2 separate regions of the Homo sapiens genome follow, and region 1 is linked to region 2. A link is an interaction called in ENCODE POLR2A ChIA-PET data of the cell type or tissue named here. Cell type or tissue: PC-9. All regions are shown on one strand. Links, peaks and the distances in the headings refer to the core of each region. The heading gives the core; the rest is flanking DNA.

Region 1 (13,862 bases), core at 8,863-13,862, 83 kb after region 2:
TCCTGCCCGGAATCCAGAATCTCACTTGTCCTAACAGAGACGAGAGCTGTTTTCCCAGGGATCTGAGACAGGCCAGCCCAGGCTGGGGCAAGAGAACTTGACCTGACCAGGCCTGGGGTCATGACGGGGGGTGAGGGAAGGGGCTTGTGGGAGCTCTCCTGGGACTGGCTGGAGAGGAATGAGGAATCTGCACACCCACCTGCCTGCTCATGAGGGTCTGCCCTTGGGGAGGTTGCCAGGGGCCAGGCAGGGAGGCCCCCTGCTCTTTTTTTTTTTTTTTGAGATGGAGTCTCGCTCTGTTGCCAGGCTAGAGTGCAGTGGCGCGATCTCAGCTCACCGCAAGCTCCACTTCCCGGGTTCATGCCATTCTCCTGCCTCAGCCTCCTGAGTAGCTAGGACTACAGGCGCCCACCACCACGCCCGGCTAATTTTTTGTATTTTTAGTAGAGACAGCATTTCACCAGGTTAGCCAGGATGGTCTCGATCTCCTGACCTCGTGATCCGCCCACCTCAGCCTCCCAAAGTGCTGGGATTACAGGTTTGAGCCACTGTGGTCGGCCCTGACCCCTACTCTTAAGCTAGGATTACCCTCATCAGCGCTGCCACACACAACTTTCTTCACTGATGCGGCAATTGAGCACTTGAAATACAGCTGGTATGGCCAGGCACAGTGGCTCACGCCTGTAATCCCAGCACTGTGGGAGGCCAAGGTGGGCAGATCACTTGAGGTCAGCAGTTCGAGACCAGCCCGGCCAACATGGTGAAACCCCATCTCTACTGAAAATACTAAAATTAGTCAGGCCTGGTGACGCTCCTGTAGTCCCAGCTACTCGGGAAGCTGAGGCACAAGAATCGCTTGAACCCGGCAGGTGGAGGTTGCAGTGAGCCTAGATTGCGTCCACTGCACTCCATCCAGCCTGGGCGACACAGCAAGACTCTGTCTCAAGGGGAAAAAAATGAAATACAGCTGGTGGGACTGAGCACTGCATTTTCATTGTATTTCATTTCAATTAACATACATTTAAGCTGAAGTAGCCAAATGTGGTCAGCAGTATTGTATTCAGAGTAGCACTGAGCTGAAGACCCAGGCAGGAGGTCGAAGGCAGGGACAGGAAGGTCAGGGTTTAAGGTCTGTGCAGCTATGGCAGAGAAGCGACTTTGGCAAAGCGCAGAGTGAGGCCCCAGGAAGGGAGGAGGTGGGACACTCGGTCTCGGCATCTGGCTCCACTGGAAGAGAGGTATACCCAGTTCCCAGGGTCAAAGTGTTTGTTACACACACATGCATCCATGCCTGTGTGTGAGTATAGGGGTTGGTGTGTCCCGAGGCACCCATAGGTGCGCTTGTGTGGGATCCAGGAGTCCCATGCCTATGAGCGATTCAAGAGTTCACCCATGTATGGACATTGTATGGACTCCCAGGCACACACAGATAATGGGTGTGTGTTCCTTCCTGAGTATCCATGCCTCCTGGGCAGGCCAGCAAGGACCACTAGTCCAGCAGGTCTTGCAAGAAGGCCCACATGTACTGGTGCATCTCCTGGGGGTTGCTCTGTGGGATCCAATGCCCTATGCCTGGCAGGATGTGGGCCTCCAAGCGGCCCGGCACAAAGCGGCTGCCGATGGCTTCCACCAGCCCCAGCTCCAAGTAAGTGTCCTTCTCCCCCCACAGCAGCAATGTGGGTGTGGTCAGCTCCTGGGGTTCCAGGGGGAAGTTCCTGTGGCCAGGACAGACAGACAGGCAGACAGACAGGCAGAAGGATGGTTGCCTCCCACCCCCCTGCCCCTGCAAATCTCCTGAGCTTATGCTTGGCAACTGGTCTCACCTGAAGAGGTTTCGGTAGTAGTTGAGGGGCCCAGTGAGGCCACCAGGCTGTGAGAAGTTATAAAGGAAGGCCTCGAGCTCGCTGGGGGTCAAGCATGGGATGCCTGTCTTGCGGTGGGTGAGGGTGGTCTTCAGAATCTAGGTACACAGCAGGACTCTGGCTTCAGTGCCCAGCCTGCCCAGCCCCGACCTGCTTCCCTCCTCCCTTCAACCTGCACCCTCTGTACCTGAAAGTCAGACATAGACAGCAGCTTCTCGGGCAGCCAGGGCAGCTGGAACAGGAACATGTAGTGGGAACGGAAGAACTGGCTGATGTGGTGCAGGGAATAGTCTGGGGTGGGAGGGTTGGGGGAGAGATATAAGGCCTGCTCCTGGGGTGGCCCCATACACCTGCACCCCTACACATACCCAGGTCAGGGACACAAGCCTCAGGAATGCCACTGCTGCCTGCCTGGGTCTGTGAAGGTACTAGATACCCCTCCTGGCCTGGGCACCAGCTACATTCCCTCCTGCCATGTTTCACTATCCACAGGATGGGGGCATCTCCTGGGAACCCCCATATCCAAAGGTGTGCTTCCTCTGCCCAGGCCAGGGTGCGTTTCCTCTGCTTTATTCAGCTAACATTTATTGAGCAACTACTGCATGCCAGGCCTTGTTCTAGACACAGCAGTGAATGAGACAGTCAAAACTCCCTGTTCATCCTAGGCAACTTAAGGAAACCCCTGTATCTATAATTTTTTTTTTTTTTTTTTTTTTTTTTTTTTTTTGAGACAGAGTCTCGCTCTGTCGCCCAGGCTGGAGTGCAGTGGTGTGATCTTGGCTCACTGCGAGCTCCGCCTCCCGGGTTCACGCCATTCTCCTGCCTCAGCCTCCCGGTAGCTGGGACTACAGGCACCCGCCACCACGTCCGGCTAATTTTTTTTGTATTTTTAGTAGAGACAGGGTTTCACAGTGTTAGCCAGGATGGTCTCGATCTCCGGACCTCATGATCCACCCGCCTCAGCCTCCCAAAGTTCTGGGATTACAGACGTGAACCACCGCACCCGGCCTCCAAAAAATAATTTTTTAAAAATTAGCAGGGTGTGGTGGTGTGTGCCTATAGTCCCAGCTACTTGAGAAGCAGAAGTGGGAGGATCGCTTGAGCCCAGGAGTCTGAGGCTGCAGTGAGCTGCAATTACAGCACTGCACTCCAGCCTGGACCACAGAACAAGACTGTCTCAAAGGAAAAAAAACAAAACACAAAAAAAGACACCCCCAAAAGACAAAAAACTCCCTGCCCTCAGGGAGCTGACAGTCTAGATGGGGAGACAGACAAGTAAACAATAATAGGCTGGGTGCGGTGGCTCACGCCTGTAATCCCAGCACTTTGGGAAGCCAAGGCGGGTGGATCACTTGAGATCAGGAGTTAGACACTAACCTGGGCAACATAGTGAAAACCCGTCTCCACTAAAAATACAAAAATTAGCTGGGCGTGTTGGGGCATATCTGCAGTCCCCGCTACTCTGGAGGCTGAGGAAGGAGAGTCACTTGAACCCAGGAGGTAGAGGTTGCCAGGCAGGGTGGCTCACTCCTGTAATCCCAGCACTTTGGGAGGCTGAGGCCGGCAGATCGCTTGAGCCCAGGAGTTCAAGACCAGCCTGGCCAACATGCTGAAACCCCATTTCTACTAAAAATACAAAATAATTAGCCGGTCATGGTGGCACACATCTGTAGTCTCAGCTACTGAGGAGGCTGAGGCAAGAGAATCACTTGAACCTGAGAGGCGGAGGTTGCCGTGAGCCGACATTGCGCCACTGCACTGCACAGAGTGAGACTCCATCTCAAGAAAAAAAAAAAAAAAAGGGGCCAGGCGTGGTGGCTCACGCCTATACTCCCAGCACTTTGAGAGGCCAAGGTGGGCAGATCACAAGGTCAGGAGATCAAGACCATCTTGGCCAACATGGTGAAACCCCGTCTCTACTAAAATACAAAAAATTAGCCCGGCATGGTGGCCTGTAATCCCAGCTACTTGGGAGGCTGAGGCAGGGGAATCGCTTGAACCTGGGAGGCGGAGGTTGCAGTGAACTGAGATCACGCCACTGCACTCCAGCCTGGCGACAGAGCAAGACTCTGTCTCAAAAAAAAAAAAAAAAAAAAAAAAAAGAAAAGAAAAGAAAAAGAAAAAAAACAACAAAAGAGAGAGAGAGAGCACAGTTATGACCACAGTGCTGCATATTAACATCAGGTGATATGATAGACATTGTTAACCTCCCCAGCCTCAGTTTCCTCCAGCTGGAACATGGGGATAATACAACCTTCATAAGCCCAGGAGCCTTAAGTAGGTTACTGTGTGCATATTCCTTGTTACTGTAAGTGCTATAAAAAAATGTGGATTACTCCTAAGTGTATTGTGATTTATTTTATTTTATTTTATTTTTGAGACAGAGTCTCACTCTGTCATCCAGGCTGGAGTGCAGTGGTGCGATCTTGGCTTACTGCAACCTCCACTTCTCAGGTTCAAGTGATTCTCTTGCCTCAGCCTCCCGAGTAGCTGAGACTACAAGCGTGCACTACCATGCCTGGCTGATTTTTTTGTATTTTTAGTAGAGACGGGGTTTCACCATGTTGGCCAGGCTGGTCTTGAACCCCTGGGCTCAAGCAATCCACCGGCTTTGGCCTCCCAAAGTGCAGGGATTACAGGCAGGAGCCACCACGCCTGGCCATACTTTATTTTATTTATTTATTTTTTGAGATGGAGTTTTGCTCTTGTTGCCTAGGCTGGAGTGCAATGGCATGATCTCAGCTCACTGCAACCTCCACCTCCCAGGTTCAAGAGATTCTCCTGCATCAGCCTCCCGAGTAGCTGGGATTACAGGCATGCACCACCAATGCCTGGCTAATTACATTTTTTTTTTTTTTTTGTAGAGACAGTTGGGGTCTTGCTATGTTGACCAGACTGGTCTTGAACTCCTGGCCTCAAGTGATCCTCCCACCTCAGCCTCCCGGAGGGCTGGGATTACAGGTGTGAGCCACTGGGTCTGGCGTGTCATTAATTTCCGAATGAGGAGTTCCACAACCGAAGGGACCTGGGTTGATTGCTGCACCCTCAGCCCCTGATGTGTTGACAGGTATACAGAGAATTGAAAACACAGACACATGTCCCTGCCCCCTTGCACATAAGTACATCCCAGTGTCCCGGACTCCCACACACACCTTGGTACACCGACATGGGGGCACCACTGACCACAACCATCCGCTCGACCAGGGATGGGTAGTAGATGGAGAAATGCCAGGCAAGGAGGGCACCCCAGTCATGGGCCACAAGGATGCACTTCGAGTAACCTGTGGGAATTCAAGGAGCTCGCATAAGTGAGGTGCCCAGTAGGACTGAAGCAGGGATGGGGGAAGTAGGTTCCAGCAAGGAGAAAGCGGGGGTATGCGTGTGTGCAGGATGAGGGAGGCCACGCCTAGGATGGGGGTATGTCTGCACCCAGGCCTAGGATGACATCTTTGATGTCCACCAGCAGCAGGTCGATTGTGTAGCAGTCCACATCCCGAGGTGCATCCGAGGGGCCATAGCCTCGCAAGTCCACAGCCACAACATGGAAGCGGCTCTGGAACTCCCGGAGCTGGTAACGCCAGGAGAACCTGCCAGGCGGGCGAGGGAGGGAGGCTGAGTCAGGGCCCTCAGGTTGCACCTGCACCCTACGCACATCAGCAACCATTGGCAAACCCTCCTTCCTGCTCTAAACTTCCCCTAAAAGGAGGATGGGGAATCCCAGGCAGAGGCAGAGGCTGAGGCTGAAGCCAGCTACACCCTGAATCCAGGGAACTTCAATCAACCTCAATACCCCTTTGTCCTGTCCCTTCAGGGCCTAGGGATCCTGGGTATGCTGGCTCAGTACCCCTATCCCCATCTATGTTCAGCTTGTCCCGATCTATACAGCCCTCCTCCCTGCCTCTTGGGAGCCCAAGCTCCACCTGCCCCCGAGTCCCGTGGGCCTCAGGCCCCTGGCCCCAGACGTACCAGTTCTCAGGGAAGCCGTGCAGAAACAGCATGAGGGGTCCGTTACCTCGTCCAGCCGAGACATAGTGCAGACGCAGGCCCGAGCTCTAGGGGGAGGGCACAGCCTGAAGCCTGGGGAACCCTCTCTCCCGAGGCTTGAACCGTCTCGACCCCACGCGACCCCGCAGCCCCGATAGCGCCCCCGTGCGATCACCTTGAGGTTCAGGAAACCGTGCTCACCCAGCGAGGGGTCGCTCAGGCAGGCGGGGGACGCGCTCCGACGGCGCCCGCAGCAGCCGCGCCGGGGCCGGCACAGCACGTGCGTGAGCGCTATGCAGCCGTAGACCGCCGCGGCCACCAGCGCCACCGAGAACACCAGGCTCCACATGAAGGCGCGCAGCAGCTTCAGCGACAGGCGCGACGGCGCCAGCAGCGCGGTCACCACCAGCTCCGGCATGTCGCCGCGCTCCGGGACCACGGCGGCGCTGCCGGCCAGGGGCACCTGCAGCAGCGGCGAAGCGGTGTCAGGGCTCAGGGGCCCATCGCCCTTGGCCTGGGGCCCCTCCGTGCCGTCGGGATTTGTGGGACGCGCTGAAGGAAGAGGCGGGCGGCTCCGACAGAAAACAGCCAGAGCGCACCACTCACCTGAGTGCCAGGTAAACACCTGGGCGCGACAGGGACAGGAAACAAGGGTAGGGTGCGGAGGCTGGGGAGGAAGAGGTTGGAAAGGGGGGAAATAAATGGGCGGGGCCTAGCAGGTCCTGTGCGGGGCTTAGGGCCGGGGCGGGGCCCAGGAAGACTCAGCAGCGGGTGGGTGAGGGTCTAAAGGCGGCAATTCCGGGCCGGGTGCGGTGGCTCACGCCTGTAATCCCAGCACTTTGGTAGGCCGAGGCGGGCGGATCACCTGAGATCAAGAGCTCGAGACCAGCCTGGGCAACGTGGTGAAACCCCGTCTCTACTAAAAATACAAAAATTAGCTGGGCGTGGTGGCGGGCGCCTGTAGTCCCAGCTACTTGGGAGGCTGAGGCAGGAGAATCGCTTGAACCCGGGACGTGGAGGTTGCAGTGAGCTGAGATCGCGCCACTGTACTCCAGCCTGGGTCACAACAGGGAAACTCCGTCTCAAAAAAGAAAAAAAAAAAAGGCAATTCCGAGCCCAGACAAACCTTAAGGAGGGGATCCTGGATCTTCAGTTAAGTGGGCGACACCTGGAGTGAGGGGCGGGGCATATGCAGAGTAGGTGCGGCCTACAAGCCAAAAAGGAGAAAGAGTTGGAATGGTGGGCCTGGCTTATGCGGGTGGGCGGGGAGAGGGTGGATCCTAGAGGAGGTGAGGCCTAACATTGGGCGAAGAAGGCGGGAGCCTGGGCCAATGAGCTGACGGTAGGCCGGGGAGGGGGCGGTGGGGTGGGGTGGGCAATGGGCAATGAGACGGAGGGCGGGGCCGGGACCTAATATGGCGGGTCAGGAGGGTCTGGAAGACGAAGAAGAGGGACAGGCAATGCCAGGTCTAGGACTAGGAGGGAGGCGCGGGCGGTATTAGCGGCTGGAGGAGGCTTCGGGAGGCCCGGCCGACGGCCGCCGCCTGGTGCTACCCACCCAGGGGCGCGCGACCCTCCCTTCGGTCTGGCTCCAAAGACCTAGCAGCACTGACTTCACCCAGCTGTGGTTCCAACGGCGGGTCCAGCGGCCTCGGCCCGGCGCCGTCCTCCTGCTGGCCCAACAGGCCCGCCAGCCCGCCCCTGTACGTCTGTGATTGGACGGCGGCGGCCACTGATGTTCAAGCGACAGGTCCTGGCCCGGGAGCCAATCTGCAGGTGTTGAGGCCCAGGCTCCGAGAGCGGGCCGAGGAGGCGTGGATACCCTGATTCCTAGGGGGCAGGCCTGGTTCCCCCGAGGAGGACCCGGCCTATGAATGACTGGAGTTCTGGGGTTCTGGCCGAAAGAGGAAGTGGGACAGGGCCGGGTGTGATGGGGCCTAGAGTCACAGAGCCTTGCGGCCCTGCTGTCCCTGCAAGAAGCCAGCTTCTGGCCAGGCGCGGTGGCTCACGCCTGTAATCCCAGCACTTTGGGAGGCCGAGGCGGGCGGATCACGAGGTCAGGAGATCGAGACCATCCTAACATGGTGAAACCCTGTCTCTACTAAAAATACAAAAAATTAGCCAGGCGTGGTGGCGGGCGCCTGTAGTCCCAGCTACTAGGGAGGCTGAGGCAGGAGAACGGCGTGAACCCAGGAGGCGGAGGTTGCAGTGAGCTGAGATTGCGCCACTGCACTCCAGCCAGGGCGACAGAGCGAGACTCCGTCTCAAAAAAAAAAAAAAAAGCAGCCAGCTTCTTCCTCCTATTTTGCAACCTTCTCCCGATATCCTTGAACATTTTAGGGACAGCCATCACTTAACCATAGAGCAACCCTATTAAGTCTAAGTAGCATAATCACATTCCTGTAGTATAGATCATGAACCTGAAATTCGAGGATGAAGTCATTTGCCTGAAGACATACATCTTGTAAAATAGCCATCCGCAAAGATGTAGGGAAAAAGGCAGCGATCTGTGGCTACACCTCCCCTTCCTCCCGGAAGCAGCCACTGGAACGTTTTTAGCTTTTTCTTTTTTTTTCAGATGGAGTTTCGATCATAGCTCACTGCAGCCTCGAACTCCTGGGCTCAAGCACTACAACCTGTAGTTGGGACTACAGGCCTGTGCCACCACACTCAGCTAATTTTTCAAAAACTTTTCAGAGAGACGACTTGCTATATTGTCCAGGCTGGTCTCAAACTCCTGGCCTCAAGCAATCCTCAAGCCTCCACCTCCCAAAGTGGGATTACAGATGCAAGCCACCGTGCCTGACCTTTATTTCTTGACTTAACCAATGTATGACATCAGCCACTGACTTGCTCACATCACTACCCCGGACGTGCCGTTTTTTGTTTCCCTGTTAGTTTCCTTTAAAAACACTCCACTTGTCACCTCTTGCCCCTTTCCACCTCCCACTTTTATCCATATACCTTTGTACTGTCAAGGCTGCTAAACATTATACTGTCCTGGGACCATAACTAAGTCCATGAAGTTGCCACTTAAAGGTGAATAGTGGTTTATGTTCTGCCTCAGTGAACAATGCATCTCAAGAGCCGAATAGACCACTATGATTACATTGCCCATAGTGTACAAACTTTTGTTCTCCCTGGACTACTTAACCACTACCTTTCTTTTGTTGTGTGATTAGCCTACATCAAAGCTTTGGGGGTTTTTTTGTTTTTGTTTTTTTTGAGATGGGAGTCTCACCATATCACCCAAGCTGGAATGCAGTGGTGTGATCTCGGCTCACCGCAACCTCCGCCTCCAGTGTTCAAGCAATTCTCCTGCCTCAGCCTCCGGAGTAGCCGGGACTACAGGTGTGTGCTACCGCGCCCCGCTAATTTTTTGTATTTTTCAGTAGAGATGGGAGTTTCACCATGTTGGCCAGGCTAGTCTCTTAACTCCTGACCTCAAGCGATCCTCCCACCCCGGCCTCCCAAAAGTGCTGGGATTACAGATGTGAGCCACCGTGCCTGGCAGCTTTTTCTTTTACACCTTCCATTAAATCAATTATCTCACAATTTGATGTTCCCAGGATCTCTCCCAACCGACTCCGCTAATCTGGACGCATGGGTGGTGGGTGTCTGGGGAACCTCCCTTCTTCCTCTCCTACACATCACTGACCCCCCGCCCTCATCTCCCCGCTTCTCCCAAGTCTACCCTCAAACAAAAAGCAGCCATCACAGGAGAGTAACTTTATACTCAGTACAAATGTTTATTTTTGCAATGAGAACTGCACAAAAAAAAAAAAAAACCTTTCGTATGTAAGTGAAAAGTCTACGAATTCCCTTCTACAAATGTCTAAAGTGTTTAATACAAGTCTCAGATTCACTGACATAATTATTGGCCAAGCGATCCGTGCATACAGTACAGTGGGGGCTTGTACACACCTCTTACTCTGGTATAGGACTAAGATTTCTAGTACTGTGGGAAGGGTTGGGAAATGGCTGGAGAAATTAAATAGATCCCAGTTCTAATTACAACCCAGGTAGAGAGACACCCATCAGGGAGGTGTGGAGAAGGCCATGGCTGAGTTAAATCTTCAGCAGGAAGCTGCAGAGAAAACTATCCAGCTCAGCAGTTGGACCCAGGCTGGGGAAGTGTCTGAACAAAACAAGGAACAAAAATGAGTGGGTGGGATGAGATGGAAGAAACCCCAAAGAACCTAAATACGTCACACTTGAAGTGGCACAGTGGTATATGAGAAAGTGCCTGAGTGGGCATGGACATCGAAGAAGTGGGGGGACCTCTGGCTGGATGCCTGAACCACACCCTCACAGGGAGGTTTGGCAGATCCAAAGACAATAAAGGACCTTTCAGGTCAAAAAGAGGGGATGTAGGAGAATAAACAGTGCTAGAAATGTTTCAATCAGTTTGTCTCTGCATACATATAAATTATATACTTGTATCTTACATCTTAGGGGCTCTTCTTGGGCGTCACCCGTGCCTTGTGGCTGGGGCATGTACATACACAAGTGGACACACAGGCAGAGCAGCCACCTGTGGGCTTTCTTGGACAGGAATGTGTGTGTATGTGCATGGGGGGTGAGGATCCTATTTTGGGGGATGTAGACTTATATCTAAGAGTATCTGGTTAACCCTGAGCTTAAATGAAAGGAGGAGTTAGGTTGAGGCAGGCAAGGTGGGAGAAGTGGCCCAAGTCCTTTGGTGAGTGGGGGGACAGGATGGAGTAGGGGGGACAGGATGGAGTAGGGTGGAGGGGAAGAATACTGTCTGGAGTCTGGCCAGGGTTCTGCTAGAGCACACCCTCCACCTCAGCCAGGGTCCACAAGGATGGGTACCGGGCTCTGCGTCACAGCTTCAGCTTGGGGTGGTTGCTATGAGTCTGCGTGGCTCCCGCCCAGGGCAGACAGGGACAGGTCACAGGAGAGGGGCTAGGTAATCCCTGGCAGTAGTTCCTGTACAGAGGTGGTCTGGGGTCCAGGGGGTCCCCTGGGCCTAGCCTAGGCAACAGTTGGTTCACAAAGAAATGTCAGGGAGACGCCAGCATTAAAAAAAGAGAGATGTGTTTATTCCATGATCAGTACAGACCAAATGCATATTCACCGTATGAAAGTCAAACCAGTCAGTGACTCCAGAGTTTGGCCAACACTGAGGCACCAGCGTCGTGGTGTAGAGTGGGTTCTCATGGCACGCGTAACCTCACCAGGGGCTCCAATTATAAAAATTAAAAAAAAAAAAAAAAAAAAGCATGGGCAGGAGCGGCCAGCTGGTTGGGGCTGGGCGCCAGGTAGGGGAGTCTCTGCCTTAGTCTGTGGCGCCCCCAGGGCCCGGTTCCCACCTCATCCCTTGGCCCTTCCTTTCTCAGTAAAAAACAAAAACAAAAACAAAAACCAAAACCAAAAAAACCAACTCAACAGATCTGACATTAAAAAACAAAAAAGCCAACAAATGGGTGGGGGGGGGGGGGGTGGAGGGGAAAGAAAAGAAATTGTAGCTTTCTGGTTTTATAATTAAAAATAGACTAATAAAGTTTGAAACTGAGTAAAATATAGGCAGGATTTTTTTTGTGTGTTTTGTCTTTTTGTGGATTTTTTTGAGCTTTTTTCTTTTTTCACACCAGTTTGGTGGAGTCACCAACAAACTTCAAACAAAGATATGCCAACTATGTTCACTATACAGTACAGCCACGGTCACACACTACCCACAGCGCGGTGGCAGCCGCTGCTCAATGAGGAGACGATCACACCATTTCGGAGATAAGCAGTGCCATTGTGTCTGGAGGAGAAGAGAGAATTAAAAATAAAATAGAATTCAACAAAAAATATATATAGAAAAAAAAGAAAAAAAAAAACGAAACAGAAACACAGGTGGGAAGGAACTGACTTTGGTTGGTGGCCTCACTCCCCGGCCGAGGGCTACCCACGCAGGACAGTCGCCTCGCTCCGGATGCCATGGACACACACACCTCCACGGCACTATTCCCTTTTGCACAAGCAAACACTTACAGAGAGCGGCTCTCAATTAAAGGCTTGTGGGGGAGGGTCGGGGGGTCTGTTCAAGGCAAAGTCAGTGCCAGCGAGGGGGTGGGCCGGCCTCGCCCGCCTCCAGCCCACGCAGGCCTGCCCTGGCCTCCTGGGAGCGGGCGGCGATGGCTGGGGTGTGGGGAAAGACTCCCGGCGGGCAGGACATCACGAACGTCACGTTCTTGGGGACAGAAAACCAGTCACGGCGGCAGCAACGATGTCCTGTGTATACTGTGTAGACATTTGGCGGAGAGAAGGGCCTCTGCCCCGCATGTGGGGATGCAGGGCTTGGGTCCAGCCGGCACTTGCTCGTAACAAGGCGTGTGCTGAGCGGACGTCCTGTGAGGGGTGGTGGGTGGCGGGACGTCTGTCCGACTGGCCGTAAGGCAGACAGGCTCTGCAATCCTCAGCTGCCCGTCAGGCCTGCCCCGGGCATAGCATGCAGGAGGGCCAGGCCCTGAGGCATCCCCTGGCCGCTGATCCCACCTCCACCACCGCCCCTAACACTATGGAAAGTCAATGTTTTGCCAGAAAATCAAAGTCAGAAGCCACCTAGGTGCGCTCAGAAAAGATTTTCTTCAAATATTGACAATAGATCACTCTGGAAATTCATGTCAATGGTAGCTGCCATCTGGAGGAGAAAGGAAGGAGGGAGTCAGGAGGATGACCTAGCCACCCTGCAGCTACAAGCCCTCATACCCGCTACCAGCAGTCAGCCCCGTAGCCCTCCCCGTGGCTGACCCCTCATAGCGCTCACCCCGTCCACACAGCACTCAGGGCCCTACAGCTGAGTCCAGAGGACCACATGCCGACCAGCAGGGACGGGGCTCCCCCGCTGCCCCTCCCTGTCCAGGCTCCAGTCCCCCTTTCCCAGCTCCCTCAGGAGCTAATCCTTAGACCAGGGTCCCCACCAGGCCTCCAGACTCACGGCTTCCCGGCGTCTTCGCTCCTGCTCCCGCTTCCGGGCCAACTCCCTCTGCTGGTCCAGCATGGACTGGGGCTGGGAGCTCTGGGCCTGTGGGGTGGCGGCGGCAGCCACCGCAGCTGCTTGCTGTTGCTGCTGCTGCTGTTGCTCCTGGCGCTGCTGCTGCTGCTGCTCCTGGCGCCGACGTGCCTCCTCATGGGCCCGCCGGGCCTGCTCCAGCGCATCCTCGTCCTCTCGGCTCCTGGGCAGAGGGTCCCAGTCAGCCTGGGGACTGGTGTGGCCCCAAGAGTCCCCATGCCCCACCCAGACACCCGCCCACCTCATGCGCTCCTGCCGCAGCCGCTCCTTCTCCTTCTCAGCGTGCTCGGCCTGAGCCTTCAGGGCCTTCTCACGCTCCTCTTTCTCCCGAGCGGCGCGGCGGAACTGCTCGAAGCTGTCGCTGGATGACTTGGCTGTGGAGGAGGGGGTGGTCGGATGCTTCTGCACTAGGCTGGCCCAGGAGCCCATGTTCTTGATTTTCAGGTCCTGCAGAACAGAGAGGTTGGGGTGGGTGAGGGGTCTGCTGTGCCTAAAGGGCATAGCTGGGGGTGTGCCCAGCATGGCACCTTCCAGGGCCAAGGGGCAAGCGACACCCATGGACCTCCATCCCAACCTTTTTGGGCGCAACTGGAGTCTTCGGCTCCTGTTTCTGTTTGTCCTTGTCAGGGGCCCCTGGTGGCGGTGCGTTCTGCTCTGGGGGCCGGATCACAGGCCTCCCGACATCCACAGGCTTCATTTCCGGCCCTGGAACATAAACAGCCGGTGGGCCCTGGCCCACCTCACCCCAGTGGGGCATGGTCCACCAGCCCCACAGCAAGCTTATGTCCAACACGGGCCTCGGGGGGCCTGAGCCCTGGCTGTGGGCAGGGAGAGCACTCACGCTGGGGCAGGTGGACGGGGGCCTTGATGCTCTCCGGGTGCTTGGGGGGCTCCGGCCGCAGCGAGGGGCTGAAGGGCTCGCTGCGGATGATGGGTGAGTGGATCTTCTCCTCCTTCACCACCACGAGGGGCTGGGGCTGGACCACGGAGGC
Region 2 (15,605 bases), core at 5,330-10,329:
TGGCCAATATGGTGAAACCCCATCTCTACTAAAAATAGCCGGGTGTGGTGGCACACGCCTGTAGTTCCAGCTACTCGGGAAGCTGAGACAGAAGAATTACTTGAACCCAGGAGGCAAAGGTTGCAGTGAGCTGAGATCAAGCCATTGCACTTCAGCCTGGGCAACAGAGCAAGACTCCATCTCAAAAGAAAAGAAAAGAAAATCCAGATCTAATAAAAAGCATACTGGCAGACATGCCCTAAATATGTCTGAAACAGGCCTTTTTATGGTGAAGTAAACAACATCAAAGGGAAGAACAGAACCCTTTATAGAGACCGTGATAGAAACTCAATAACATGGAAGACTTCACAGTGAAAAAATAATGAGATATGACTATTTAAGAAGTATAATTACTTAACATGACAAAACATTGTTAAATTGAAACAAATTTATAGGCAAATCACGAACTAGAACAAAGCTGTGATAAATGTTTACCTCTTACAAATTAAGAAAAATGTGAGCCAGGCACAGTGACTCATGCCTGCAATCCCAACACTTTTGAGAGGCCAAGACAGGCAGATCTCTTGAGCCCAAGAGTTTGAGACCAGCCTGAGCAACATGGTGAAACTTCATCTCTACAAAAAAAAAAAAAAAAAAAAAAAAAATATATATATATATATATGTATATATGTATATATATATTAGCCAGCCATAATAGCATGTGCTTGTAGTCCCAGCTACTCTGGAGGCTGAGAAGGGAGGATCACTTGAGACCAGGAGATCAAAACTACAGTAAGCCATGATTGCACCACTGCACTCCAGCCTAGGTGAACAGAGAGCGACCCTGAGAAAGAAAGAAGAAAGAAAAAGAGAGAAAGGAAGGAAGGAAGGAAGGAAAGATGGGAGGGAGGGAGGGAAAGAAAGGAAGAAAGGGAAAGAAAGGAAGAAAGAGAAAGAAAGGAAGAAAAAGAAAGGAAGAAAGAGACAGAAAGAAAGAAAGACAAAGGAAGGAAGGGAAGGGAAGGGAAAATGTATAGGACCACTCCCCAACATTCATGGAGCTCAAATAAAGACCCATATACCATGTGACTGATTATTTAAAGTTAAAAGTGAAGCTAATAAACAGTTAAGTAAAATATGCTCTAACTCATCACACTGACAGCCTTCATAATGACATGAAAAAACAGAATTCAATTTAGGATTTCTGGACTCTTTAGAGTTCCACTCCAGAATGTGATGCTGTGGAGAGCACCGTGTGCTAGTTTCTAGCCCATGTCCTATCCCCTTCTCTTCCCACCCCAGGTGCCACTTAGCACTGCGAGGGGCCTTGTATGTATGTGTACAGATATCCCAACCATGCACCTTCAAGATGCAGCAACACCCTCCTTAACTACACCACTGCTTAACCACACCTAAGGAAATACACGCCAGCAGTGTGGTTCATATCAGAAGAAAGAAGTCCTACTTTTGGCCCTGCTAGTGGCTTGGAGCCACCTGGGCAGGGAATTCTAGGGTCATGTAGCGCATCATCTACAATGAGGTGCAAGCTCAAGGTAAAGACATACTCTTGACTTTGTAAACTCTTCACCCCTTGGGATGGGGTAGAGTCGAGTCCTCAGATGCATCAGTGCCAGGGCAGAATCCCTCTTGCCCAAGGCTAACAGTAGTCCTCTAACACCCCAGTATAAAATCAGCAGATGACCCTGATTTCATTATGATATAATGTATACATGGATTGAAACATCAAACTGTACTCCATAAATACATAGAATTATTATGTGTCTGTCTAGATAATTTCACCTCTAGATTTTTCTCATTGAAAAATAACTGCACTTAGATATATAGGAATGTTCATAACTGCATTATTTAAATTTTTAAAGAGGACATGACCTAAAGTGTTCTATAGTCGAAATGCCCTTACAAACAAGGGTAAAACAAAATACTGACATTCTAATTGAAAAAGATACAAAGCACAAAAATAATAAGACATTATTAAAGTCGTATCTTTGAGAATGGATAATAACATGGGAAGAATTCTCATATATGGGTTGTGTGAGAGTGGGATACGAAACAGTAAAAATTCTGTGATGACATTCGCATACATTCTTTATACTTTTTTGAATTTCCCAAATATTCTACATCAATTGCTAATTTGTATCAATAGAAAAATAACATTTCTTAGAGGATATTTTTTCTCTTGATAAACCCTTTTCCTGTTTAATCAATCTAGTTTGACAGAGGAAGCCAAGGGTTGAGATAAACAATGCAAAACATGCTAAAGCCATTTGTAACTAAAGTGTTTTGTTTTGTTTTGTTTGAAATCGAGTCTCACTCTGTCGCCCAGGCTGGACTGGAGTGCAGTGGCACAATCTCACCTCACTGAAACCTCTGCCTCCCGGATTCAAATGATTCTCCTGCCTCAGCCTCCCGAGTAGGTAGGATTACAGGCATCTACCTGCCATCAAGCCTGGCTGTCATTTGTAATTAAAGTTTTAAGAAATAATCTGAAGAGCAAGTGACTGTGGAAGAGACCCTTTAAGGTATTATCACAGGCTCCCTTCAGGTATAAGTCAGCACCCTCTTGGGCATCACATGGAAGGGAATTGGAAAGGAAACCCCCCTTGATATTTGCTCAGTGTAGGAGTGTCCTCTACCACAATTATCCTGCCTCCACTTGCTTGCCTCCAGTGATGAGAAGATCACTAGCTGCAAAAAAATGCCCATTACCTAGAGCAGAAATTTCATGCTCAAGGACAGCCCCTCAGTGACCAGCAGCAATACCAAGTAGAGCTCTGTAATATCACAAGCCTAGATTTGAATGCTGGTGCCTTACCAGGAACAGGGTGACCTTGGTCAGCTAATTTTGCTCCTCTGAGCTTCATCTATGAAAGTGGAGATTGATCTTCTGAAGTCACGGGTAATAGGAAGATGCCCTGACAGTGTTAGGAATCTTTTGGTCTCTAACTACATTTTTTTTTTTTTTTAGACTGAGTCTCGCTCTGTCACCCAGGCTGGAGTTCAGTGGTGCAGTCTCAGCTCACTGCAACCTCTGCCTCTGGGTTCAAGCAATTCTCCTGCCTCAGCCTCCCAAGTAACTGGGATTACAGGCATCCACCATCACGCCCGGCTAAGTTTTCGTATTTTTAGTACAGACGGGGTTTCACCATGTTGGCCATGGGCCAGGCTGGTCTCGAACTCCTGACCTCAGGTGATCTGCCTGCCTTGGCCTCCAAAAGTGCTGGGATTACAGACATGAGCCACCACACTCAGCCGGTCTCTAACTTCTTATGAGGACGCCTGGGATTCTTATTCTCTGCTCTGCACTGCTTGAGAGGCAGAGTATAGCAGGTTTAATTTGCTCACATTCTCAGTCCTGGCATCAGGATTGGAACCCAGGAGTCTGTCTCTGGAGGCTGTGCTTTCAGGAGTGTGAGTTTCAGCGACTCACCTTTCATTACACACATCTTCATGAACAGCTCCTCTGTGACAGGTGCTTCTGAGGGCATGAGGACACAGCAGGGAACTAAATGGGCAGAGATACCTGCCCTGGAGGAGCAGAAGGTACTAAGGGAGGCAGCCGCGCAATCAGCCACAAACAGGATAACTCAACAAGTGAGTTACATCAGAGCTAAGTGCTAGAAACAGAAAAGAGGACCTAAAGGGAGAATTGAGAAATCAGGGGAGAGTTGCCATTGTTAATGGGATGGTCAGAAAAGTCCTTGTTGATGTTTAATCACGGTCAGCTCAGAATTTCTCCTTCCTCGACTGCCCCAATTTTCTGATCTCAGCTCTAGGCTAGAGATGGATCAGCGTGGCTTCTCCAGCCAGGCAAAGACCCCGAATTCACAATTGAAAAAGAATGAGGGAATGAGTCAAGACGGAGGAGAGCATTCCAATTTCTCCTTCCTTGACTGCCCCAATTTTCTGATCTCAGCTCTAGGCTAGAGATGGATCAGCGTGGCTTCTCCAGCCAGGCAAAGACCCCAAATTCACAATTGAAAAAGAATGAGGGAATGAGTCAAGACGGAGGAGAGCATTCCAGGTAGAGGCAACACCCTGTGGCTGCACCATGCCTGGTACAGGAGCAGCAAGGAGGAATAGTGAGGGAGAGACAGTGAGGGAGAGGGAGCAGGTAAGCACAGGGAGGGGACAGAGGGATGTTGTGTAGGCCTTGTAGATCAAGGGGAGGACTTGGCATTTACTCCTAATGAGGTGGGACTATGGAGGGGTCTAAGCAGAAGAGGGACATCCCCAGGCTCAGGTGTTCCCAGACGCCCTCTGGTGGCTATGGGAAAACTGTGCGTGAGGCATTGGACACAGCAGGTTAAGAGGTGACTAGGCTGGTCCAGGCCGATGATAATGGGATCAGTGTGGACCACGTGGGCCATTGGAAGTGGGCTTGCCATGGTGGGCACATGGAGGTGGTGAGGACTTGCCCATCTGGATGGGTTGTGAAGGTGAAGCCCAATGAATTTTTTGATGGGTTAGAAGTGAGTTTAGAGACAGGCCGGGCATGGTGACTCATGCCTGTAATCCCAGCACTTTGGGAGGCCAAGGCAGGCAGATCACTTGAGATCAGGTGTTCAAGACCAGCCTGGCCAACATGGTGAAACCCTGTCTCTACTAAAAATACAAAAATTAGCTGGGTGTGGTGGCACATGCCTGTAATCCCAGCTACTTGGGAGGCTAAGGCAGGAGAATCGCTTCAACCCGGGAGGCGGAGGTTGCGGTGAGCTGAGATTATGGCACTACACTCCAACCTGGGCAAGAGAGTGAGACTCCATCTCAAAAAAATTAAATAAATAAACAAATAAGTCAGGTGCAGTGGTGTGCTCCTGTGGTCCCCGCTACTTTGGAGGCTGAGGTGGAAGAACTGCTTGAGCCTAGGAGGTTGAGGCTGCAGTGAGCTGTGATCATGCCACTACACTCCAGCCTGGGCAACACAGCGAGATCTTGTCTCAAAAGAAAAAAAAAAAACCTTAACCATTTCCATTCATTCATGTATTCATTGAACAAATATTTAAATATTTTTAATTAAAAATTTTTTTTGGCTGGGCATAGTGACTCACGCCTGTAATCCCAGCACTTTGGGAAGCCAAGGTGGGTGGATCACCTGAGGTCAGGAGTTCAAGACCAGCCTGTCCATCATAGTGGAACCTCGTCTCTACCAAAAATACAAAAATTAGCCGGGTGTGGTGGCACACACCTGTAATCCCAGCTACTTGGGAGGCTGAAGCAGGAGAATCACTTGAACCCAGGAGGCGGAGTTTGTAGTGAGCTGAGATCGCACCATTGCACTCCAGCCTGGGCAACAAGCGTGAGACTCTGTCTCAAAAAAAAAAAAAATTTATTGTTTTAAAAACAGAAATAGGCTCAAAGAAAGAGCTGGTGGAGGAGCTGGCAGAGTCACACTGGGGGATAGGGGCAGGGCCAGCCCAGCTGGAGTTCAGCGAGGACTCTGTCCATCTCAGGATTGCTGGGGGTGGGGACCCACAGTGTCTAGAGCTCTCAAACCGACAACCTGGCCCCTCTCCGCTCTCATCTTGGAGGTGGCGTCTGCCCCAACCCCCTGCACCCACCCCAGACAGAAGGAAGAAGAAAGGAGGAAATCCCAAATGTGGCTGAACATTAACTCTGCAACAGCTGAGGAGCTGTGACTGAGTTTGCTGCAATGTGTCCAGATTCCAGGCCTGACCCAAAAAGAGGTCAATTCACAGGAGTAGAATATTCCTTATTTGCCTACCTGGAACCCATGAAAATTGCACCCATTGAGAGCGCCCAGGCTGGTTGCTTGCTTAGTGAGAGAGTTACAGGGAACCAGTTGGTGCTGAGTTCAAGGACCAAGCCAATGCCACCTCCACAGTGCAGGGGAGAGGGGACCAGGTGACACTCCTGAGAGCTGTCTGGAGCCGGGAAGCTGAGGAATGCATGGGACTGGGGTCTGGAGTCTTTCCTTTTCCTCTTTCTTCTCATCAGGAAGACCCCCAAAGGCCCTTCTCCGCCCCTTTCAGCCCCACCCTAAATGACTCTGTGTGTGTGTGTGTGCGCGCGCACTCATGAGACTCTAGGGCACATGCGTGTCCACACCCCATATCTTCCCTGTCTGCTTGCACACCTGTTCACACCATGATGCAGTGTCTGCATGTGTGTGACTTTTCAAGGGTCTCTTTTGGTTCCCCCAGATGCGCCTCCTTGCCTTTCTGGGAAAATCTTATATTCTTCTCCAGCCCATGCTTTGTAGTTGGCAAAAAACAGATCGAACACCTTTCTGGGAAACTCCATTCAAGTGTGTCACTGCTTAGCCTTTTCTGGGTTAGCATAGTCCCTCTACAGTTTCTCTCTCTCCCCACTTATTTGTAGATCTGAACCTTAAGGCCAGGGATGGGCCGGGGTGGCTCCTTCAGCCAGGAAAAGCCTCTGAATTCACACTCACCATTGCCAAGGGAGGCTCCTGCAGTGCCTGCTGGCATCGCTCTGTTCACCACCTAAAAAGGGAGGGGCTGAGGACACAGCTCCTGTTATGCTGAGGGTCCCCAGAGCTGCCATCCCACAGGCCCCCTGAACACTAAGAAGTCCCACGGAGCTCAGGCAGGTGGCACCCTGAGGGGATTTTCCCTCCAGGAAACTCAAGACCCCTGGGTCAGCTTCCTAAGCCCACAGACCCTGCATGCACAGAGCGGGAAAAGGACTAATTACTATTTCTTTTTGTGGATAACAAGCAGAAATTCATTAATGAATGGCAGAGCATTCATTCATGCTCCTAGTACCCACCTGCGCTAGGCAAGGCTGCTTCCTGAGGAAATGCACCCCCAGGCCCTGCCCTCAAGAGAGGGAGGAAGGAGTGGATCATTTGATGTTGTTCTACCAATGTTGCCCAGGTTTAACATCTCTTGGTGACCTCAGCCTTCTCCATCCCTCCTTCCCTAGACCATTAATTACCAAATCAGCATTCTTCCTCCCAAAATTCTCTCTATCCCCTCACCTCCACCCCAACTCAGGACTGCATTATTCTTACCTGTTGCAAGAACCTGCAGTGTCAACTCCCTCCAGTCTGACCTCTGCACTGACCCCAGGACAGAAAACTCAAGCTGTGCTCCTCCTCTACGCAAGCACCTTCCATGGCTCCCCATTGCTTTCAAAGTTTAAAATCCCTCCATCTTCACATCCAAGACTGTTGTGATATGACCCCTGCCACCTCCTCTACTACTAAATACAGCCATTGCTCCACTCATAACAACACTCACTCCTACTTTTACTAAAAACACACCACCAGCATCACCTTCTCCAGGAAGCCTTCTGTAAGAACCCCCAAGCTAGTCATATGCAGTATCTGGGCTACCAGAAGTCCTGGGTTGTCTCTTCATATTGTCTGTGTTCCTCTGTGTCTCCTGTTAGCCTGTGAGCTGTCGGACCTGGCCTCATCTTATTCCTTTCTCCAGGAGCATTAAACTTAGATGATAAATCTGTTCCTTGCAATGCTCCTTTCTCTTTCTTTTCATGGTATATGCTTTTTCTCTGGCCACTCTTCCTTAGTCTCCTCCTCTTCTGACCCCTAATATGATAATTCCCCAGGGCTCAGTCCTAGACCTTCTTATCTCTCCCTAGCTGATGAATATAGACTCATGATTCTGTGTACCCAATCTATGCCAAAAAGCCTGCATAGTTTGGGTTTCCCCCAGACACAGACTCTGAGACAAGGATTCCAGTGGAAGTAAGTTTATTTGGGAGGTGATACCAGATCTGAAGAAGTGAAAGTAGGAACAAAAGGAAGTTTATAAAGCATGTCCTATCAAGTAACTTATCCCTGTAAGCAACTGGGGTCAATCCCACTGGAGACCTCTGGGTGGCAGCATAGAACATTCACTGCAGAGGGGTAAGGGAGCTGAGGTATGTATACACCCACTCCAGTTGGTTATTGTTGAGGGTTGCTCCTGAGTGCATTAATTATCCAATACTCCTGTCCTGCTGTACATGTGGATGGAGTAAGCTTTAATGTCCAGAGAAAGCCCTCAGACAAATAGATGCAAGCACCGAGTGTTGGAAATCAGGCCAATATGCAGTGAAGTTGTCAGAGAAAGTGGATGCGGGCAGGGGACTGACACCATCTGCTGCATGTGGTTTGTCCACTTCATTTCTGACCATTCTTTGTCACTCTCTTTCTTTACTTTTACTGTTCTGATATTGAAGTAGCTCACGGCTTCAACCTTGACTCTCTTCTCTCTAACTGATTAGTACAATCATATGGTTTTAAATACCACTTCCTTACCAGTATTCCCCAAATCTACATCTTAGATCAGCCAACCACTCTGAGCTCCAGATGCATAATCCAACAATCAATCATCAACCAATGTGAGGTGGAATGTCAGAAAAAATGTCAGAGTAAGGACCTCCATAAATTATGTCCTCCATAAAGAATGAAAAAGCTAGAAAAAATTGTTAGACTAAATTTTTGGGAATTCTAGAAATTAACTAAAGTCTTGCAGCAACTCAGAGAAAATGTATTCAGAAAATTACTGAATATCAGTGAGAACAGCATACTCGGCATTTTAACATCTCTGGTCTTCTCCCCCACTCTCCAGCTCCGTGGTCGTCTTGAAAAATACCAGCCCAAACTCTGGTGCAGCCTGGCATCCACCAGAGAGAGCAAAACAGAACTAGAGCACTTTCAAGCCTCATTCCCAAAGAATTGTCATTATTTTTTAAATTTTATTTATTTATTTATTTATTTATTGAGATGGAGTCTCTCTCTCTCTGTCGCCCAGGCTGGAGTGCGGTGGTGCAATCTCAGCTCACTGCAACCTCCGCCTCCCAGGTTCAAGCAATTCTCCTGCCTCAGCCTCCCAAGTAGCTGGAATTACAGGCATGCACCACCACGCCTGGCTAATTTTTGTATTTTTAGTAGAGACAGCGTTTTACCATGTTGGCCAAGCTGGTCTCAAACTCCCGACCTCAAATGATCTGCCCACCTCGGCCTCCCGAAGTGCTGGGATTACAGGTGTGAGCCACCACACCCGGCCAAGAATTGTCATTATTTACCAAGCTAATGGTTCCCTGCAAGATCCCACTGGCAAAGCTCTCTGTATTTGACCTGGCTCTGAGATAAACCATGCAAAAAGCCTTCACTCTGGGGGTCCTTTGTTGACAACAGCTACAGGAAGGTATTTTAGCTTCATGGATGCCTGAGGCAGTGAGTGACAGTTGAGACAAATAGACTAAACCAAAAGCTAGGGAAGGAGCTGTCTATAGAGGCTTTGAAAGGCTCAGATAAGGCTGGGTGCAGTGGCTTATGCCTGTAATCCCGGCACATTGGCAGGCCAAGGAGGGTGGATCACGAGGTCAGTAGTTCAAGACCAGCCTGCCAACATGGTGACCCTGTCTCTACTTAAAAATACAAAAATTAGGCCAGGCTCAGTGGCTCATGCCTGTAATCCCAGCACTTTGGGAGGCTAAGGCAGGCAGATCACCTGAGGTCGGGAGTTCGAGACCAGGCTGACCAACATGAAGAAACCCCATCTCTACTAAAAATACAAAAATTAGCCAGGCGTAGTGGTGCATGCCTGTAATCCCAGCTACTCAGGAGGTTAAGGCAGGAGAATTGCTTGAACCCAGGAAGCGGAGGTTGCAGTGAGCCAAGATCACGCCATTGCATTCCAGCCTGGGCAACAAGAGTGAAACTCCATCTCAAAAAAAAAAAAAAAAAAAAAGAGAAGAGGCCGGGCACAGTGGCTCACGCCTGTAATCCCAGCACTTTGGGAGGCCAAGGCGGGCGGATCACGAGGTCAGGAGATCGAGACCATCCTGGCTAACATGGTGAAACCCCATCTCTACTAAAAATACAAAAAATTAGCCAGGCGCGGTGGTGGACGCCTGTAGTCCCAGCCACTTGGGAGGCTGAGGCAGGAGAATGGCATGAACCCGGGAGGCAGAGTTTGCAGTGAGCCGAGATCTCGCCACTCCACTCCAGCCTGGGAAATAGAGCAAAACTCCGTCTCAAAAAAAAAAGAAGAAGAAAGATTGGTAGATGGATGGAGAGAAAGATATATAAATGATAGATGATAGAAAAATAGAAAGATTCATAGATATAAATAGACAACAGAGGACAGAGAAGCATAAGATAGATATAGACGGATGAAAGATAAACGATAGATGATAGACATAGATAGATAATAAATAAATGATTGACATTCTAGACAGATGAGGCATGCGCAGAATGTAGGCAAGGAATGTTACTATACCTTGGGGCTCACAATGGTGGAGAGCCTTTATCGCTTCTATGCCAAAAGGGCCAAGCAGAGGAAACAATAACCCAGACCCACAGAGGGTAGGTAGCTGGAGGGAGAGCACTGCAGGTACCCTGCAGGCAGGGAGCCAGGGAGACAAATACATTCCACCCTCTAATCCCTCACCTGTGTCTCTCATTGGCCAAACCCAAGTGGAAGCCAGAGAGTAAGGAAACCCATTGATGCCATCTACCTGGGTCATTCTCCCAGAGCACAGAGAAGAGTTGAGGAAGATCAGTGCAGATCTGGAGGCAAAAAGCAGACACTCAGCTGTTTTATCATTGTCCTTTCAGTCAAAAAACCAACTAGGATGTCAATTCCAAAGTCCCCAACCCTTCCCAACTTCAGCATGCCAATGAAATCACATACATATGAATCCTTGAATCTCATTAGTTAATTTTCCTCCATCACCAGTGCAGGCTTCCTAGTCCTCAACCTAACATCCTTTCTGCAATCATTCCAGGGAGCTCCCAGTGTGGGTGAGTCTCACATGTGCTTACAAATAAGTCAGCTCCACCAGGTACGAAAGTGGGTTCCCGCTGTGGGACACTCTTCTTCAATATTCTGTTGACATGAAGCCAAGGTTGCATGATAGAGTGGACAAAATGGGTAGGGAGAAGGACTTTCTCCTCATTTGTACAGCACTTGGGAAGAAGAATACCCAAACTTGCTTAAGCCCCAGTAGATATTTTATTTTTTATTCCCAAGAATCTACTCATGCATAAAGCTAAGATGGACTTCTCTTGGGCCAATGATTCAAGTGCAAGGAATTTATTCGCAAGATCATTCCAGAAAGCTCTAGTAGGAGTGAGGAAGAGTAGGTTGCTGCTGTGGGCAACTGGGGCTTAATCCCAAAGAGCATCCTTTGGGAGACTCTGTGGATCATATCCATGAATTCCCACAGAGAGTGGCGAGGAAGCTGGGGTATTTATCCACCATCTCTCATTCATCCCTCATATGTTGAGGGTTGCTCCTGCCCCACACAAGAGAAAGTTCCCAGGTGGAGAGTCTCAGGTGTTCAGTCAGATGCTGTCAGCAAGCACTAGAATGGTAAGTTCCAAGGGTATACAGGGGTGCACCCCCCATACATCCCTCAACTAGCCTGAAATTCCATAAAAGCAGAGACTGGGCCTATATAATTCACCATTCTATTCTCAACAACTTGTCCGGGAGTTGGCACACGGTAGGTGCCCAATACAGGTTAGAGGGTAAGGGAATAAACATAAAATAAAGTTGAGACAAACCTAAAAGAGACTGTTTCATCTTCAAAGACTTAGCCTAAAGGGGGTGGGAGAGGAGTAAACATTTATTAGAAGCTTCCACAGAATTCATGCTTCTGCAAACCTGATTGCCCCTAAATTTAGCACATCAGTAGTTCCAAAGAAGAGACTTTAAGACATGCTTTAAGACAACAACAGGTGTGAATCTGCCTCCCAGATGACAATTGGCAATGTCTGGAGACATGTTATATTGGTTGTCACAACTGGAAAAGGGGTGCTGCTGGTAGCTAATGGGTAGGGACCAGAGATGCTATTAAATATCCTACAATGCACAGGACAGCTCCCCACAGCAAAGAATGATTTGGCCCCAAATGTCAATAATGCCGAAATTAAGAAACCTTAGGTTAGAGGGTGGATACGTGAACCAATTGGAGTCAATAGAAAAATCAACCACAAGGTCGAGTGCGATGACTCATGCCTGTAATCCCAGCACTTTGGGAGGCCAAGGTGGATGGATCACCTGAGGTCCGGAGTTCGAGACCAGCCTGGCCAACATGGTGAAATCCTGTCTCTACTGAAAATACAAAAATTAGCCAGGCATGGAGGTGGACACCTGTAATCCCAGCTACTTGGGAGACTGAGGCAGGAGAATTGCTTGAACCCGGAGGCGGGGGATGCAGTGAGCCGAGATTGTGCCATTGCACTCCAGCCTGGGTGACAAGAACAAGACTCTATCTTAAAAAAAAAAAAAAAAAAAGGAAGAAAGTAAAAGAAAAATCAATCACAATACTAGGAGTTTCTCTCTTCCCTGGAAGGAGCAATATGGCACCTATTTTGATAACACAGAGAGAAGGCTGGAGCTGTGTGATGTCGGGAAGAGAGGTTCTACTGGGTGCCATGTGGAGCATGTAGATGAAACTGATGCCCAGAGAAAGCTGTAGAGATGAAGAGAAACTGAGCCATTGTTGACCACATTTGAGCCACTAGATCAATTCTCCCCTGAAGTAGGTCCTTTTAATTTATATGAGCTAATAAACCCCTTTCTTGTTTAAGCCAGTAGACTTTTGTGTCATTTGCAACCAGGAGCACTCCAACTGACAGAATCAACGAACATTAAATCCTATCCTCCTTTCCTGAAGACACCAGTGTAAACAGAACCTTGTCTTGGAGCACGACTGGTTGCGAGTAACAGAAACCCACCGAAGCTGGCACAAGTAAAGAAGTATTTATTACATGGGTCCAAGGTTATCTCCAAAACCCATAGGAGCATGAAGTAAAAGTGAAATTCATGCAGAACCATGATCAGATACTTAGAAAGCAATTAATAAATACCTGTTGATCTCAATGGAATGAACACTCAATTAACTGGAATTGATAACTGCACTGGGAGCCGAGATAACCCCCCCAGCCCTCAAGGAGCCATTTGAGCTCTCATTTCTGATTCTCCCTGAATATTAGCTTCATTCTTCTGCCCTGTTTGCTTGTCTCTTTGCCCACCACCTCGAATTGGCCACTGATATTTCTAAATCTGATTGTGACCTTAAGAGCTCCACCAACTGACAACTTTCTTAGCCTCTCCATTAAAGAAAGTTCTCGAGCAAAAGAATCTGATTGGCTCAGCTTAAGTCAGGTGACAACCACTAATCCAATCGGTAGTCATCTGCCAAAAGAGGAAGCATAAGTAGACTGGCAAGTCAAATGTATTTACCCCAAGATGGGAGCTCAAGTTAGCCCTGGGTGGGGGAGATAGAAGTCCCACTGCCACCACTCCCCACCTTACCTAGACACAGACCAACAACACTGAGTGTTAACTATTCCTTTATTAGGTGGTGAGGGGAGTGGGGGGCTGTACAATGCAGGGCTTGGGAATTCAGCTACACAGGGATTTTGACCAGAAGCCATATTACAAAAATAGCCTAAAAATACCTCTATTCTGCCATGAGGCTGGGCCAGAGGATTACCAGGAAGAGAAAGTACCACTCAGGCAGCTCCTCTTCTTGTAGTCCCACATTTACAGGGACACAAAGGAATGCATACATCTGCCCTGGCTCCCATTTCCCACCAGCAGCCCCCTAGTTCCCAAAGGGAGATGGCCAAGGGTGGGGCTGGGGCAGAGGGAGTTGGCAGTGGGCCCTTCCCCAGCAAGGCTATGGAACATGTCCCATCTGGAATGCAGTGAAGTGAGGGAGGTGGGGTGGGGAGGAGGCTCCCAACACTCCCCCGACCCCTGGCCCCAGTGGGTGCGCCCAAGGGTGCCTACTTGGTACATACCTGGGTCGTGTACTCGGTACACGGGATCCCAGTCATGCCTGTGTACTAGGTACACAGAATCCAGCTTGGCCGAATGGGCCCACAGACTCAGCCCCACGGGGGCACTGGGGGGTTCACAGGGGGAGGGAGCATCTCCATATATATATTTTGTAAAAAATAATAATAATAAGTTTGTTTAAATGAATTTGTTTCTATACAAAATGTAAAAAAAAAAAGAAAAATAAAAATAATAATAATTCATTCATGTCAGAGTGTAAGGAAATGAGAGGCCAGAAGGAGAGAGAAAGGAATGAGGGAAGAGAGAAGTGGGGAAGAAGGAGGTCCCAGACTCTTCACAAGACTGAGAGGGTGGGTGGTAGCCCCCACCCATTATAAATAAAGGAAGACTGAAGCCCTGGGCTGATGACCTATCTCGGTCACGCTGCAAGGCAAGGATGCAGGAGGGTTGGTGGAAAGAGAAGAGGATGAAAAAGACTAAAAGGAAGGAAGAGACAGAGAAAGAAAGGAGGCAGGACGGGGGTCTCTTTAGGCCCCCAAGATCTAAGAACTGACGAGCGTCTCAGGCCAACACTTGCCTCTTGGGGGTAACTTCCGGCTGGGGCCCCAGCTGGGTCTGGGCCTGAGCAAGGGAGCTGGGAACAGACAAGGGAAGTGGCTGGGCAGGCAGTGCCCCAGTGGTGGTGGCCATGGCCCCAGTGGCAGTGGCTGGGCTAGGCGTGGATTCGGACCAGTCTGAGAGGGAGGGAGGTGAGGGGCTGGCCCAGTGCTCAGGGGATTCGGGGGATGGGGTCAGGTAAGGGTGCTCACTGGGAACCCGCAGGAAGCGGGCCTTTGGGGGGCTGCTGTGTGCCCCAGCCGCCGGGTACTCCTCGCCATGTCCTGGGACTGCCAGGTAAGGCGGGGGCCGCTCCTGCGGGGAGACGGGGGTCCCTGGGTTGAGCAGCTGGGGTCCCGGCGCCAGTGGCAGCAGGAACGAGGGGCCTGGAGGGGCAGGTGGGGGCAGCCGGGCCCAATCGAGGGGCACAGCCACAGGGTTCAGCAGGCCCAGGCTGAGTACACATCCTCCAGGGGGCTGGCGCCCTAGACCCGCCCGGCCTGGGCCACCAAGCTGTGCCAGAGACACTGCAGTGGCAGTGGCAGCTGCATAGGGCCCCTCAAGGGGGAAGCCACCAGGGGAAGCAGGGGGCCCACCGAAAGGCCGCGGGGAGTCCAGCGAGTCCACGGGCGACAGCGTGACCGAGCTGTCAGCCAGGGGGCCCGGGCAGGCCAGCGTCAGCTTCTTGCCCCGCCCCCGGGGCCCCTGCGGCCCCAGCCCCGCCTTCCCGGGGGGCCTCCTGCTCTTCTTGGACCCCGACTGTGCCGCTTTGAGGCCAGGGAGGAAGGCCCCTGGAGGACAGAGCAGAGGCCCCAGGCCGTGGGGACCGGGGGGGCTGCGGGGCCCACTGGGTTGATCCAGCAAGCGCACGATGTCCTGGTGCAGTCTCTCCTGGGCTACGTCCCGCGGCAGCCTGTCCAGGTGGTCGGTGATCTCACGGTTGGCAAAGTGGTCCAACAGCAGCTTGGCAGCCTCATAGCTGCCCTCGCGGGCGGCCAGGAATAGGGGGGTCTCCTCCTGGGGGGCCAGAACCCACAGAGGTCAGCGAAACCCCAGCTAACAGTAGCAAAGTCTTCCAGCCTCTTGGGGGAGCCCGAGAGCTATGAGTTTGTACACTGGAGCTTGACAGACCTGGGTTAAATCCCGGCTGTGCTGGGGGAGCCTGGACAAGTTCTTTCCTCTAAACCACATTCATCCATCACCTACTAAGTGCCAGAGGTCAAGGCCAGGACTAGGGTGAGTTAAGCGAGGTACTCACCT

The links. Peaks named below come from ENCODE experiments on the same cell type or tissue, not always from the same donor. Only the 100,000 strongest peaks of a DNase experiment are listed, where the experiment ranks them.
Region 1: POLR2A ChIA-PET joins it to region 2 with 5 read pairs; 3 of 35 experiments call an interaction of 5 or more read pairs at or near these places.

The regions. Positions count from the first base shown.
Region 1 is chr19:15,225,948-15,239,809 of GRCh38, forward strand. It overlaps BRD4 (bromodomain containing 4), which reads right to left. Exons shown (of 20, transcript NM_001379291.1): 16 at 13,712-13,862; 17 at 13,445-13,575; 18 at 13,112-13,317; 19 at 12,796-13,033; 20 at 9,572-12,498. The coding sequence ends at 12,430. EPHX3 (epoxide hydrolase 3) reads right to left here and starts at 6,501. Exons shown (of 7, transcript NM_024794.3): 1 at 6,022-6,501; 2 at 5,829-5,914; 3 at 5,292-5,449; 4 at 5,015-5,143; 5 at 2,050-2,153; 6 at 1,824-1,960; 7 at 972-1,715. The coding sequence starts at 6,264. The coding sequence ends at 1,490. RefSeq lists an enhancer at 6,251-6,752 and a silencer at 7,091-7,250. In PC-9, for the core only: no CTCF peak of the experiment used is centred there; no DNase peak of the experiment used is centred there; H3K4me3 peaks cover 126 bases; H3K27ac peaks cover 2,204 bases.
Region 2 is chr19:15,146,353-15,161,957 of GRCh38, forward strand. It overlaps NOTCH3 (notch receptor 3), which reads right to left. Exons shown (of 33, transcript NM_000435.3): 33 at 12,686-15,362. The coding sequence ends at 14,310. Among named protein-coding and RNA genes, the nearest start is that of MIR6795, 25 kb to the right of the region's middle. In PC-9, for the core only: CTCF peaks have their summits at 7,818 (motif pointing right) and 8,020; a DNase peak (open chromatin) is centred at 7,819; H3K4me3 peaks cover 250 bases.